Regions from separate parts of the Homo sapiens genome. Here region 2 is linked to region 1. Evidence: read pairs that join two places in POLR2A ChIA-PET (ENCODE). Cell type or tissue: PC-9. All regions are shown on one strand. Links, peaks and the distances in the headings refer to the core of each region. The heading gives the core; the rest is flanking DNA.

What was found. Peaks named below come from ENCODE experiments on the same cell type or tissue, not always from the same donor. Only the 100,000 strongest peaks of a DNase experiment are listed, where the experiment ranks them.
Region 2: POLR2A ChIA-PET joins it to region 1 with 16 read pairs; 3 of 35 experiments call an interaction of 5 or more read pairs at or near these places.

What each region holds. Positions count from the first base shown.
Region 1 is chr4:38,320,613-38,327,002 of GRCh38, forward strand. No RefSeq gene overlaps it. Among named protein-coding and RNA genes, the nearest start is that of LINC02513, 43 kb to the right of the region's middle. In PC-9, for the core only: no CTCF peak of the experiment used is centred there; a DNase peak (open chromatin) is centred at 2,639.
Region 2 is chr4:38,787,638-38,794,027 of GRCh38, forward strand. It overlaps a transcript of TLR1 not described here. Among named protein-coding and RNA genes, the nearest start is that of TLR10, 7.8 kb to the left of the region's middle. RefSeq lists an enhancer at 332-501 and a cis regulatory region at 417. In PC-9, for the core only: no CTCF peak of the experiment used is centred there; no DNase peak of the experiment used is centred there.

The DNA of each region.
Region 1 (6,390 bases), core at 758-5,757:
CTAGGTCTAGAATAACTTTAGAGTGCTGGCAGGTCACCTCTGCTCTGGGATGTAGCTTTCTCCCATTTCTTTCTCCATTACAACTTTAGTTTCTTAACCTGGGAAAGAAAAGTTTCAAAACTGCAGCAGTGGAGAACCCCGAGGGCTGGCTGGCAATAGTGTCATTCAAAGGAAAACAGAGAAGAACCAAAAGCTGATGTTTGCCTGCACTTTGGATTTGGATATAGAAGACAACTGATATTCTTTTTTTGATGGTGGTTATGTACAGAAAACGTTGGTCTTGGTTCCAAATACACATGAGATTTGTATTCTAATGCACCTGTTCCTGTGATTTTTTTTGTTTGTTTGTTTAAAATGGTGACTTCCTAGGGTATTTTTCTAGACCAGTAGAAAAGACGTTAACCAAAGCTTCCTGTAAAACTACCATTTAGGCATCTCTGCTTTCATTCTGCTCTGGGGTAAAAACTCCCTTCACTCTGAATAAGTTAGAGAAGTATTCAGAGTAGCTGAGATGGAAATGGATAAGATGTGGACCCACTAAGAGAGATGGCAATAATCTTTGGATCGCCACCCCTCACGGGATTTCCCCTAATATAAGATGATACCTGTGTATCATTGGTATATATCATCATAGAGGTATCTATGTATCTGCAATATAAAATGATATCTATATAAGGAACTTACAATCTTCTGGTACAGTTCTCACTTCGTATGGCCCAAGAACCCATCAGAAAATTTACCTTTTATTTGCAAACACTCTAGCACAAGTAATTAACAATTAACATTGATTAGTACCCTCTAGGTGCTAGGCATAGGAAATAAAGATAAAGACCCGCCCTTGAGGCTGGGCATTGTGGCTTACGCCTGTAATCCCAACACTTTGGGAGGCCGTGGCGGGCAGGTGGGGGAGCATCACTTGAGATCAGGAGTTTGAGACCAGCCTGGCCAACAAGCCGAAACCCTGTCTCTACAAAAATACAAAAATTAGCCGGGTATGGTGGCGCACACCTGTAATCCCAGTTACTCCAGAGGCTGAGGCATGAGAATCGGTTGAACCCATGAGATGGAGGTGGCAGTGAGCTGAGATCATGCCACTGCACTCCAGCCTGGGCGACAGAGCCAGATTCTCAAAAAGAAAGAAAGAAAGAAAGACCCACCCTTGAATAACTCACTCTGGTAAGGGAGACATCACATTCTAGGGTATGTGTGTTTCCATATGTAAATGACAGGGAGGAGTGTTTTGAGGAAGGAAGGCTCTGCTTGGATGAGGCAGTAGGTTCAGGGGCTAGGAGCCTCAATACTGGAGTCAGCCTGCCAGGATTGAATCCTGGCTCCACCATTTACTAGCTATGTGACTCTGGGCAAGTTTCTAGACCTAGCTGAGCCCCAGTTTTATTATCTATATGCTATAGGGAGAATCATGTTCCCTATTGCCATGGTTTTTTTTTTTTTTTTTGAGGATTCGGTGGGATGGAGCCAGTAATCACTCAATATGTGTTGGTGATGATAATGGTGATGATGATGGTGGAGGTGGAGGTGGATGAAATAGAGAAGGCTTGACTGAGGAATTCAGCAGGAGAAAGAGGGAACTGTGGAAGAGGGAAGAGCATTCTAGATGAGGCCTGGTATTCTGGGATTTAAGAAGCCCTCTAGGTGATTCTGATGCACACTAGGGTTTAAGAACCACAGAGTCATGGCAAGCTGTGGATTTTAAGATAATCATATGCTTAGATTTGAATTTTGGAGAGAACGCATTGGTGGCTGGATGAAGGACGCAGTGGACAGAGGAAGATAAGCAGCAGAACAATGAAAGTGAAGTGCCTACTAGGTCCAAACGAAAAATGATAGGGCCTTGAGCTCAAGTCATTGTGGTGGGAATATGGAGATAGGGGAAGGTACATGATAGGTCATGGGGGAAAGGGAAGAGAGACAAAGGGAATAGCTACTAGACATCGAAGTGGTAGAATTGACCAGATTTAGCAACTGGGTTTAGAGGTGAGGAAAAGGAGGCAAGGGTGAGTCCAAGGATAGCGGACACAAGACTTTTAGTACCAATGACTAAATAGTGCCTCTGTGGTCTTGATGAAGTTGTTCCTTTGCCCCCTCCCTCTCCCTCCTTCATCAGCTGCCAAGGAGACTGAGGGCACAGATTGGCACCCTTGCAGGGGGTCTGGTTCCCCTCTGGAATGCACCACTCCTCACAGTGCTCTGCACTCTCTAACCACACCCACCACCTCCCCATCGCCCCCCATGGTCAAGGGAGTGATTCCACCACCCTCTGTTGATGCCACATAGGCGGATGAGTCACTCTTCCAGAACAGCTGGTGGCCAATGTGCTTCTCCTCTCTTCCACAGTCTGGGAACCCTTCCAGGGCCCGTCCCATTCCCCGAAAAAAAAAAAAAAAAAAAAAAAAACAAGCAAAATTTTGACCTACCCTTTAATGCAAGCTCTCTTAGCAGAACCAGCCACCCACTTCTCCAGGATCAGAGGATCTCTACTCCAAAATGACACTGAAGTTATTGCTCTGTCTACCCCGGAACACAGATCATGAATTCATTATGACTTTACTGTTGCCACATCTAAAGTAAAAGATTGTAAGAGGGAAAGGGATGATGGCTACTCTGAGAATGGCATGGCACATCTCCTTCTTCCAAAGCAGTGTTTCTCAAAGAATAGTCAGTGCACCACCTCCTGCATCAAAATAGCTGGTGGCTTTGGTCAGACTCACCAAATCACAGAGGATGGGGTGAGATTAGAAACCAGGAGATGCATGTTTTTTATAAGCATTCCCAAGTGAATCTTAATTTACCTACTGAAAAGCAATAATGAAAGTGCTAGAATTTCCTTTTGTAGTATTTCTCAACCCACTATATAGCTAGGGTGACTTCACAGTTCTAGACCTTCGTAGCCTGCTTGGAGGAAGGCAGTACTTCCTTTCCTAAGGAAGCACCCTGTAGAGTTTACCAGATCAGTGCTTACTGCTGTTCTGTTCATTTCTTCGAGGTATTGCATCGCCTGGGGGGCAGCATGCAAATTAAGCACATGCATATAAAATAAGTCCAACATAGCTGTTTAAAAAGACAAATTAAACGCATTCTCATCCGCAAAATGATAGTGTTAGGTCACCATTACAATGCTCCTCTGTGTCCAGAGTTGGTTCCTTCTGGTGGGTTCTTGGTCTCGCTGACTTCAGGAATGAAGCCAAGGACCTCATGGTGAGTGTTACAGCTCTTAAAGGTGGTGCATCCGGAGTTGTTTGTTCCTCCCTGGTGGGTTCATGGTCTCGCTGACTTCAGGAATGAAGTTGCAAAGCCTCGCGGTGAGTTTTACAGCTCATACAGGTAGCGTGGACCCAAAGACTGAGCAGCAGCAAGATTTAATTATGAACAGTGAAAGAACAAAACTTCCACACCATGGAAGTGTGTCCGGAATTGGTGGGTTCTTGGTCTCACTGACTTCAAGAATGAAGCCATGGAATCTCACGGTGAGTGTTACAGTTCTTAAAGGTGACGTGTCCGAAGTTTGTTCCTTCTGATGTTCCGACATGTTTGGAGTTTCTTCCTTCTGGTGGGTTTGTGGTCTTTCTGGCTTCAGGAGTGAAGCTGCAGACCTTCACAGTGAGTGTTACAGCTCATAAAGGCAGTGCAGATGCAAAGAGTGAGCAGCAGCAAGATTTATCACAAAGAGTGAAAGAACAAAGCTTCCACAGTGTGGAAGGGGACCCGAGCCTGTTGCCACTGCTGGCTGGAGCAACCTGCTTTTATTCCCTTATCTGGCCCCACCCACATCCTGCTGATTGGTCCATTTTACAGAGAACTGATTGGTCTGTTTTACAGAGAGCTGATTGGTGCGTTTACAAACCTTGAGTTAGACACAGAGTACTGATTGGTGTATTTACAATCCCTTAGCTAGACATAAAGGTTCTCCAAGTCCTCACCAGATTAGCCAGATACAGAGTGCTGATTGGTGCATTCACAAACCTTGAGCTAGACACAGAGTGCTGATTGGTTCATTTACAAATCTTGAGCTAGACACAGAGTGCTGATTGGTGTATTTACAATCCCTTAGCTACACATAAAGGTTCTCCAAGTCCCCACCAGATTGGCTAGATACAGAGTGCTGATTGCTGCATTTACAAACCTTGAGCTAGACACAAAGTGCTGATTGGTGTATCTACAAGCCCTTTGCTAGACATAAAGGTTCTCCAAGTCCCCACTAGACTCAGGAGCCCAGCTGGCTTCACCTAGTGGATCCTGCACCAGGGCCGCAGGCGGAGCCTGCCAGTCCTGTGCCATGCGCCCGCACTCCTCAGCCCTTGGGCGGTTGATGCGACCAGGTGCTGCGGAGCAGGGGGTGGTGCTTGTTGGGCAGGCTTGGGCCGTGCAGGAGCCCACAGTGGTGGGGGGAGGCTTGGGTATGGCAGGCTGCAGGTCCCGAGCCCTGCCCCACAAGGAGGCAGCTGAGGCCCAGCAAGAATTCAAGTACAACGCCAGTGGGCCGGCACTGCTGGGGAACCCAGCGCACCCTCCACAGCTACTGGCCCAGGTGCTAAGCCCCTCACCACCTGGGGCCGGTGGCACCGGCCAGCCGCTCCGAGTGCAGGGCCACTGAGCCCATGCCCACCTGGAACTCGCCCATGAGTGCCGCGCGCAGCCTCGGTTCCCGCCCGTGCCTCTCCCTCCACACCTCCCTGCAAACAGAGGGAGCCGCCTCCGACCTCGGCCAGCCCAGAGAGGAGCTCCAATAGTGCAGCGCAGGGCTGAAGGGCTCCTCAAGCATGGCCAGAGTGGGCACCGAGGCCAAGGAGGAGCCGAGAGTAAGCGAGGGCTGCCAGCACACTGTCACCTCTCAGAAGGGGACCCAAGCAGGTTGCCACTGCTGGCTGGGGGGGGCCAGCTTTTATTCCATTATTTGTCCCCACCCACATCCTGCTGATTGGTCCACTTTACAGGGTGCTGATTGGTCCATTTTACAGAGTGCTGATTGGTGCGTTTACAATTCTTTAGCTAGACACAGAGCGCTGATTGGTGCATTTTTACAGAGTGCTTATTGGTGCATTTACAATCCTTTAGGTAGACAGAAAAGTTCTCCAAGTCCTCACTTGACCCAGAAAGTCCAGCTGGCTTCACCTCTCACCTCTTTCAAAAGACAAATAAAATGTACTCCCAAATTTCAAATAGTGATATCGACTTACCACTCAAAATATTTTGTTAATTGTTTTCTTGGTTGGAGGAATGGATTTCTTCTAAGTTGGGTCCTCCCTCACCTTTTCCCTGTGTGCCCAATGACTGACCAAGGCCAGCAAAGCAATCTGTGCTGGCTGAACTAGGTTTGTTGCTGTGCAAAGTTAACTGAGCACCTCATGATATTACAGGAAGGCGACATCATCAAGGTGCTTTGAACTCTGAGGAACATAAAAAGGCAATAGACACACAGGTTCAAAAAGGATTCTGAAAAATAAATTAGCTAGGGGGGTTCTGAATAATTGGATTTGGTTTACTTGTTCAGCAAGTATTCATTGAGTTCTGAACATAGCATTGAGTTAAGGGCTGAGGAGATGTAAAGGTGGAAAAGCCATGATCCACACCGTTGCAGAGTATGCTGTACGGCTGGCAAGTCAACACATGCACCTCAACATTAAATACCAATACAAGGCAGTAAATGTTAATGAGTGGTTGGACATCAAATGCTGGTGCTGTTCAGAGGAGAGGGAGAGAGATCACCCAGGGCTTGCAGTCAAAGAGGGCCTAAAGCTGCCCTCAAAGTTTGCAGGAGATAAGGAAAGACCGAAAGGATTGATGGAGCTCTTTAGATAGAAACCTACTGAGCAAAAGGCACAGCTCTGGGAAAGAAAACCATCCATGCTGGCGGTAATTAGCACAGGGATCAGAGTCAAGCCTGGGTGAGGGTTGGAAATAGTAAAAGATGAAGTTCAGGTTTCATTTCTTAAGTACTTATAAGGTGTCAGGCACTCTGTTCAGCCCTTGACTGACATTTTCTTGTTTAAGTATAGCAACAACATTAAGGGATCAGTATTATCTCGTGTTTCATTGTAACATGAGGAGGTTGCGGCTCAGAGAGGTTTGGTAAGTAGCCCAAAGTCACACAGCAAGTAGGTGGAAAAGCCAAAAGGCAAACCCAGTTCTACCTGTGTCCAAGTTTATGTGTTTCTTGGGAGCTCTTTTTGTCCTTTTTTTCACTTCTCCAGATCGTACTCCTCCTTGCAGCAGAGGCTTAGCAGAGGGAATAAAGTGAGGCCAGGAGGCAAAGTGTCCCATCCTGCCCATGCTGCCTGTAGCCACTGCCTGGCAAGGACCATATTTCTTCTCCCACTCACATGGCCCTGGGGGTGGTACCGAAACCAGGAAGGGGTGGCCAATATCTCTTCT
Region 2 (6,390 bases), core at 940-5,939, 470 kb after region 1:
TCAATATAAAAAATTACTAGCAAGATATTTGACATTCTTTTTTTATATAATGTCTTTGAAATTTGGTGTGTGTTTTACACTTACAGCACATTTCAATTCAGGTTTGTCACTTTTCAAGCATTCCATAGCCACATACGGCTAGTGGCTACCATATTACACAAACAGGACTAGAGCCTTAGGTTAATAAATGACAGTCCTACAATGAGCCAACAAACTTGAACTCTAATGCACCCACGAAACTTTCCCTAATGATACCAAATATTGACATTTCTCATCTCTCATTTTCCCATGTGCTACCCCTGACTCCCGCTCCCACTTCCCCTCTCAACTGACCCTGCTCACTCTGGGAATGGTCCTGTTGTAAGAGCCATCACTTAGAACCCACGTCCTCAGAAATTATCCCAAAGGCTTTAGGGGCAGAGAAGGAATATGTGTATCTATTAGAAGTGACATGGGGAAGAAAAGGAGGACAAATAAATATGAAAGAAAAATTAAAGAGGAAAGAGAGAAATGGAAGAGAAAAGCACTGGGAGGAGAGGATCAAAAGGGAAAAGCAAAAAAGAGAAAGAACAAGGGAAACACAAATAGAGAAAATTAGGATGGAAGGCAAAGAACAAGAGAGAAATGGAGAGAAAAGGAAGGGAGAAAATAAAATACAAGGCTAAACAAGGGAGCGGTAAAGAGAAAAGAGTACAGACAAAAAGAGGAAAGCCTGGATTTCTCATCCTGGTCTAGGTATTATTATAACTTTATTAATTAGTTGCTTAGCATTGCTCTTAGGCAGAATTCCAAGACTTAATCATATAACAAATATCCAAAAAGACATGTCAGCTTGAGGAATTCCCCTGGATTTCCTTGTTTGCATCCAAGCCACATGCCATTGTTGCTTGCACTGAATATGAACAATTATACACTGAATCATGCTTACTAAGATATATTTCAATACGTCCAGGGCTCTGCTAGAGCCAGCTTATACCAGCTCATAAGAGCCAATTTTTAATTTTCAAGAATTTTGTGAGCCAGTTGTTAAAAATAATCATTATTAAAAATGAAATCATATATACCTGCATTTAAATAAACTATATTTAGGGCCAAGTGCAGTGACTCGTGTGTAATCCCAGTACTTTGGGAGGCCAAGGCAGGAGGATCCTTTGAAGCCAGGAGTTCAAGGCCAGCCTGGGCAACATAGCAAGACCCCGTCTCTACAAAAAAATTTTTAAATGAGCCAGGTGTAGTGGCATGCCCATATTCCTAGCTACTCGGGAGGCTGAGGCAAGAGGATCTCTGGAGCTGAGGAGTTTGATGTTACAGTGAGCTATGATTGTGCCACTGCACTCCAGCACAAGTGGCACAGCAAGACTCTATCTCTAAAATAAATAAATAAATAAATAAAGCTATATTTAAAACAAAAGTAGTAAATACTCAGAACTCATCACTTCCTAATTATTTGACTGTATATTTACCATCATTATGTTCTGGGAGTTATTTTTGTCTACTGTATCTGTTATGGTGGAAACACTTTACAATGAATGGTATACTGCACTTTTCTTTCCAACTCCACCTTCAGCGATGTCATGTTGGTACCTTGAAATCAACCATGGTAGGAGTATTTACACCATAAAATTGGCAAACACTATAAATTAGGACTTTAGTTATTGTTTTGTTAATTTTCTAGACTTACAAAAGTAATGAAGAAAATGTTAATAATTTGTCAAAGCATTTTGTTTTTCTGCGAATCTGTTGTTAAACATTTACCAGCACACTACAGCAGCTGGTATCATTTATATCTGATTTAAAAAGAAAGCATTTATCTAACTCAATGGTTTACTTTTTTTTTCTTTTTCTTTTCTTTTTTTTTTGTTGAGCTGGAGTCTAGCTCTGCCGCTCAGGCTAGAGTGCAACGATGTGATCGCCTTCCAGGTTCAAGTGATTCTCATGTTTCAGCCTCCCAAGTAGCTGAGATTACAGGCACGCACAACCATGCCCGGCTAATTTTTGTATTTTTAGTAGAGCCGGGGTTTCACCATGTTACCCAGGTTGGTCTTGAACTCTTGACCTCGGGTGATCCACCTGCCTCGGCCTCCCAAAGTGCTGGGAATACAGGCATGAGCCACTGCATCAGGCCTCAATGGTTTACTTTTTAAAAGAGCAATATTTTGGCAGAGATTTATATATGAACTCTTACTTTTGGTTAAATTGATGTTCAGTGTTTACATTATTATGATCTATGTAATGTTGGGCCTCACTAAAAGCTACATTATACACTATGATTACAGTCTATGATTATGCTTTTTGGTTTTCTTGTAGTTAATAATTGCCTTGTATTTTATTTTGTTAGTTTTCAATGCTTCTATGATAATTTTCCTCACATTCCCAAATAGCTCTCAAGTCAAAAAATGTAATATAATGAAATCTATCAAATAAACAATCACCTCTCTCAAATTACTGTCTGTCATTTTGCTCCAGCATGCATTGGATTTCTGCAGAGCTGACATCCTCTGACTTTGAGTTGTTGCTATCCTGGAAAGCTGTTGCTCCTCTCTGCTGTATTAGATCTCTCGTTTCTTGGGATGCACAGCATCTCCTTTCTTGGTTTTTATCTGTTATAGTGGAATTCATCATCCAGTAGTTTCCCGAAAGAATGCATTGATGGTTAATTTGGAGGGAGAACTTACATGTCATGCCTCATATTTGATTGACTGTTTGGCTGGATATAAAGTTATATGTTGCAAATGATTTTTCTATACAATTTTGAAGGTATTGTTCTGTAAGTTCTAGCTTCTAGCATTGTACTGAGAGATGCATGGTTATTCTGATTTCTGATTCTTTGTATGTAACCTGGTTTCTTTTTTCTTTCTCTCTCTCTGGAAGCTTTTACTATTGTTGTTCCTGATGGTCTAAAATTTCAAGAGAAAGTGCCTTGGTTTGGGTCTTTGAACTGTTCGTTTTGCTGGGTACTTTTAGGAGATTCATGTCCTTCAGTGGGATTTCTCCGTCTTATTATTATTATTTTTTTTGATAATGTCTTCACCTCATCTCTTTTTCTGATTCTGGAACACCTATTAGATGGATGTGGACTTCTCAGAGTTAGGCTTTTACTTATTTTTTCTCTTGCAAAATAAGTCATTTTGTTCTAATTTCATAGAAATTTCTTTAACATATTTTCCAATGCTTCTATTTCTTTGGGTAAGGGGCTATCAAACTTTTTAAGTTCTAAGAAACGTCTGTAACTTCAAGTTGTCTTAGAGGAAAGATGAACATCCTCATAGGTCTGCCTGTGACTATATAATTACCGGTGGCACTTCTGTCCCCTGGCTCTCAATCTTGTTTGGGACCTTGTTGATTAATTTTGACAATTAATTTTTATTATGGCTTGTCATTCACACGGGTGGGTGTTTATCTGGGGAATTCAAGAAGCAACTGTGTCCTAGTAGGATGAAGTCCATCACACAGTTCCAGAACAGCCAAGGAGGGCAGTGCGAGCTTGTCCAAAGTGACAGGGAGCTACCAGAAGAAGCAGTTCAGAAGAAGAGAATGTGAGAGTCAGCCAGGAAGTCCAGCTCTTCTCTGAAATCCTCAGGAGGAACTGTTTTCCTGTAAACACAGGGGTTGGGGACTTGAGTCATTTTACTTAAAATGAAAAGGAAGTGGTAACCCAAAAAATGAGAAATCTTGGGGACACTTGGGCTGCATTAATGAGGTTGAAATTTTTCATAAATTCATTTTCTAACTGGATCCTGTTTTGGGCTGACCATGCTTATTGCCCACATATCAATGGAGATCTTAGTGCTTTTCTATTTTATTCTATTAGTTCTTGATATACATGAATTTTATCTATGATATTTGCTAACAGTTTACTTCCCAATTTCTTATTTCCCCATTTGCCATTTTTAGTTGTTTTGTTTGCCTCATTTGTTCATTCGCTTGTTTAACATGGAGCTGTTCCCAGTTTTTCTGTAACTTTTGTCTCTTTTCTGATTTTATTTCATCTTAGAAAGCCCAGGATAATCTAGATGAAACATGATCAGCACTTCAGCTCCAGTTCCATATTTGTTGGTATAATAAGGACAAGAAGAATGATGATAATGACATAATAATAACTCTAACATTTATTGAGCTTTTGCTTAATGCCAGGAACTGTTCTATAGACATTATATGTATTAACTCACTTAATCCTCGTAACAATAGTATGAGACAGGTATTTCCATTACTCTCATTTTACGTCTCCACAGTAATAAAGCAGAGAAGGAGTACATAACCACCCAAAGTCACTAGAAGAAGGTGGAAGAAGCAAAATTCAGGTGGAGGTCCGAGATGCTTCTCTTCCCCACTGTGTCTGCCACCTCTAGAGTGAATAGCCATGACCCTGAGATAAGTCAGTTACACACATTGTACCACCGATTTCTAAAACAACCATATGAGAGAGGTACCAGTATTATGCCCATTTTATAGATGAGAAAAAGGAGGCTAGGAAGGGTGAAGGAATTCATCTATGGACAGAGGATTTGTGCCCTCTCTTTTCTCTTCTACAGAGAAATTGAGCCAGGATTTAATCCCAGCATGCCGGTTTACAAAGCCCAGCTTTATAACCTTTATTTATTCTCTATTGTTCCACTGGAGAGACCTATTTTTGGTCTCCTAAGCCCCATTTCCTTATTTGTTTGTTGTAAATTTTTCAAGTACAGAAAAGTATAAAAACAAAAACAAACACCAGTTGTAGGCAAGCAGTGATAATTTTTTCATATTTCATCTAGACCATTTTCTATGCATATTTTAACCTAGTTGAAATCATAGTGTACATATACTTTTGTATCCTATGCTTTTTATTTATATTGTAATATAAGCATAGCTCACTGCAGCCTCGAATGCCTGGGCTCAAGCGATCCTCCTGCCTCAGTCTCCTGAGTTGCTGGGATTACAGAAACTGTGCCACCACACCAGGCCCTATACATTTTTTTAAAAATTGTAGTGAAAAAGACATAACATAAAAATTACCATCTTAATCCTATACATTATATTAAATGGTTGTACAATATGTCATTAAACACATTCCCCCATTGTTAGAAATTTGGAATGTCTCCAATTTTCCATGGCTGCTAATAACCTCACAGTTAACATACTTATAAATAAATATTTGTTCACATTTCAACTTATTTCCTTAGGATAAATTCCTAAAAGTGGAACTGACAGATCAAAGAGCATGAGTATTTTCAAATTATATATATATATATATATATATCTCCAAATTACTTTGCCCTCCTATTATTGCCATATGAAATGCCCATCCCACTGCAGTCTCGCTAGTATAGCAGGCTGATAAAATGGAACTAGGTTAGTCTCAATTTTGGTGGAGGTCCCCCGAGTGAGGTGTGAGACTAGATAACTGGTTTTGTGACCTTTGCTAACTACCCATCTCTAGCCAATAAAGGGGATTGGAGAGACTGAGAGGAGTTATACATTAGAAGAGCATTTTGGAGAGAGGTTTTGGTATATTATGAGTTTCATTTACCCTCAAGAAGGATGGGTGGGGTGTGCTCCCTCTGACCTAGGTCCTAGGGAAAGGGCTTCAACAGTACCACTTGGAAAGCTCGCTATGTGAAAACTGTAGTTTGGGAGACATATTTGACCAGTCTTTTAATTTATACTTGGAAATCTAAAGGTCTTGGCTAGCTACTCTAAGACTATATTTTACAAATAATGAAATCTATGCTTAGAAAGTTTAAGTAACTTGTCCAAGATCATCTGCAAATACATGACGGAGCTAGAATTGAAACCCAGACTTGATTAAGGGCTTGCATATTTACCCATTCTGTAATACTTCCTCTCATTTATCTGTGAAATCTCTCTTATTTTCATTGATATTTATCATACTTTGGCCTGAATTCTTCATCTTCCAACTTTGAATTCTTTGGCAGGAGACTCCACCAATACAATTTCAACCTCCCGCCAGCATCCTTAAAACCACTTATGAGATCAGCTATTTATGTATAGGACTGATCTAACGTCTAAAAATTTTGAGTTTATTAAATAAACTCTAAGTGACTTTAGGTTCCTTTCAGGGAATTCTTTTTCGGATTTACAGGGTGTAACAAGTTGAATTGTGTCTCCGAAAATTCATATGTTGAAGTCCTGAACCCCAGAACCTCAGAATTACCCCTTCCTTGGAAATAAGGTTGTTGGGAGATGTACTTAGTTAAAATGAGGTCATTAGAGTGGGCCCTAATCCAATGTAATTGGTGTCCTTATTAAAAAAAAAAAAGAATTTTGGACACAGAGACAGACAGGCATAGAGGGAAGACGATGTGAAGAGACAGAGAAAAGACAGCCATCTATGAGTTAAGAAAAGAGACTGGGTTGTCCACAGTAGAAATGGATCCTTCCCTCTCTCCT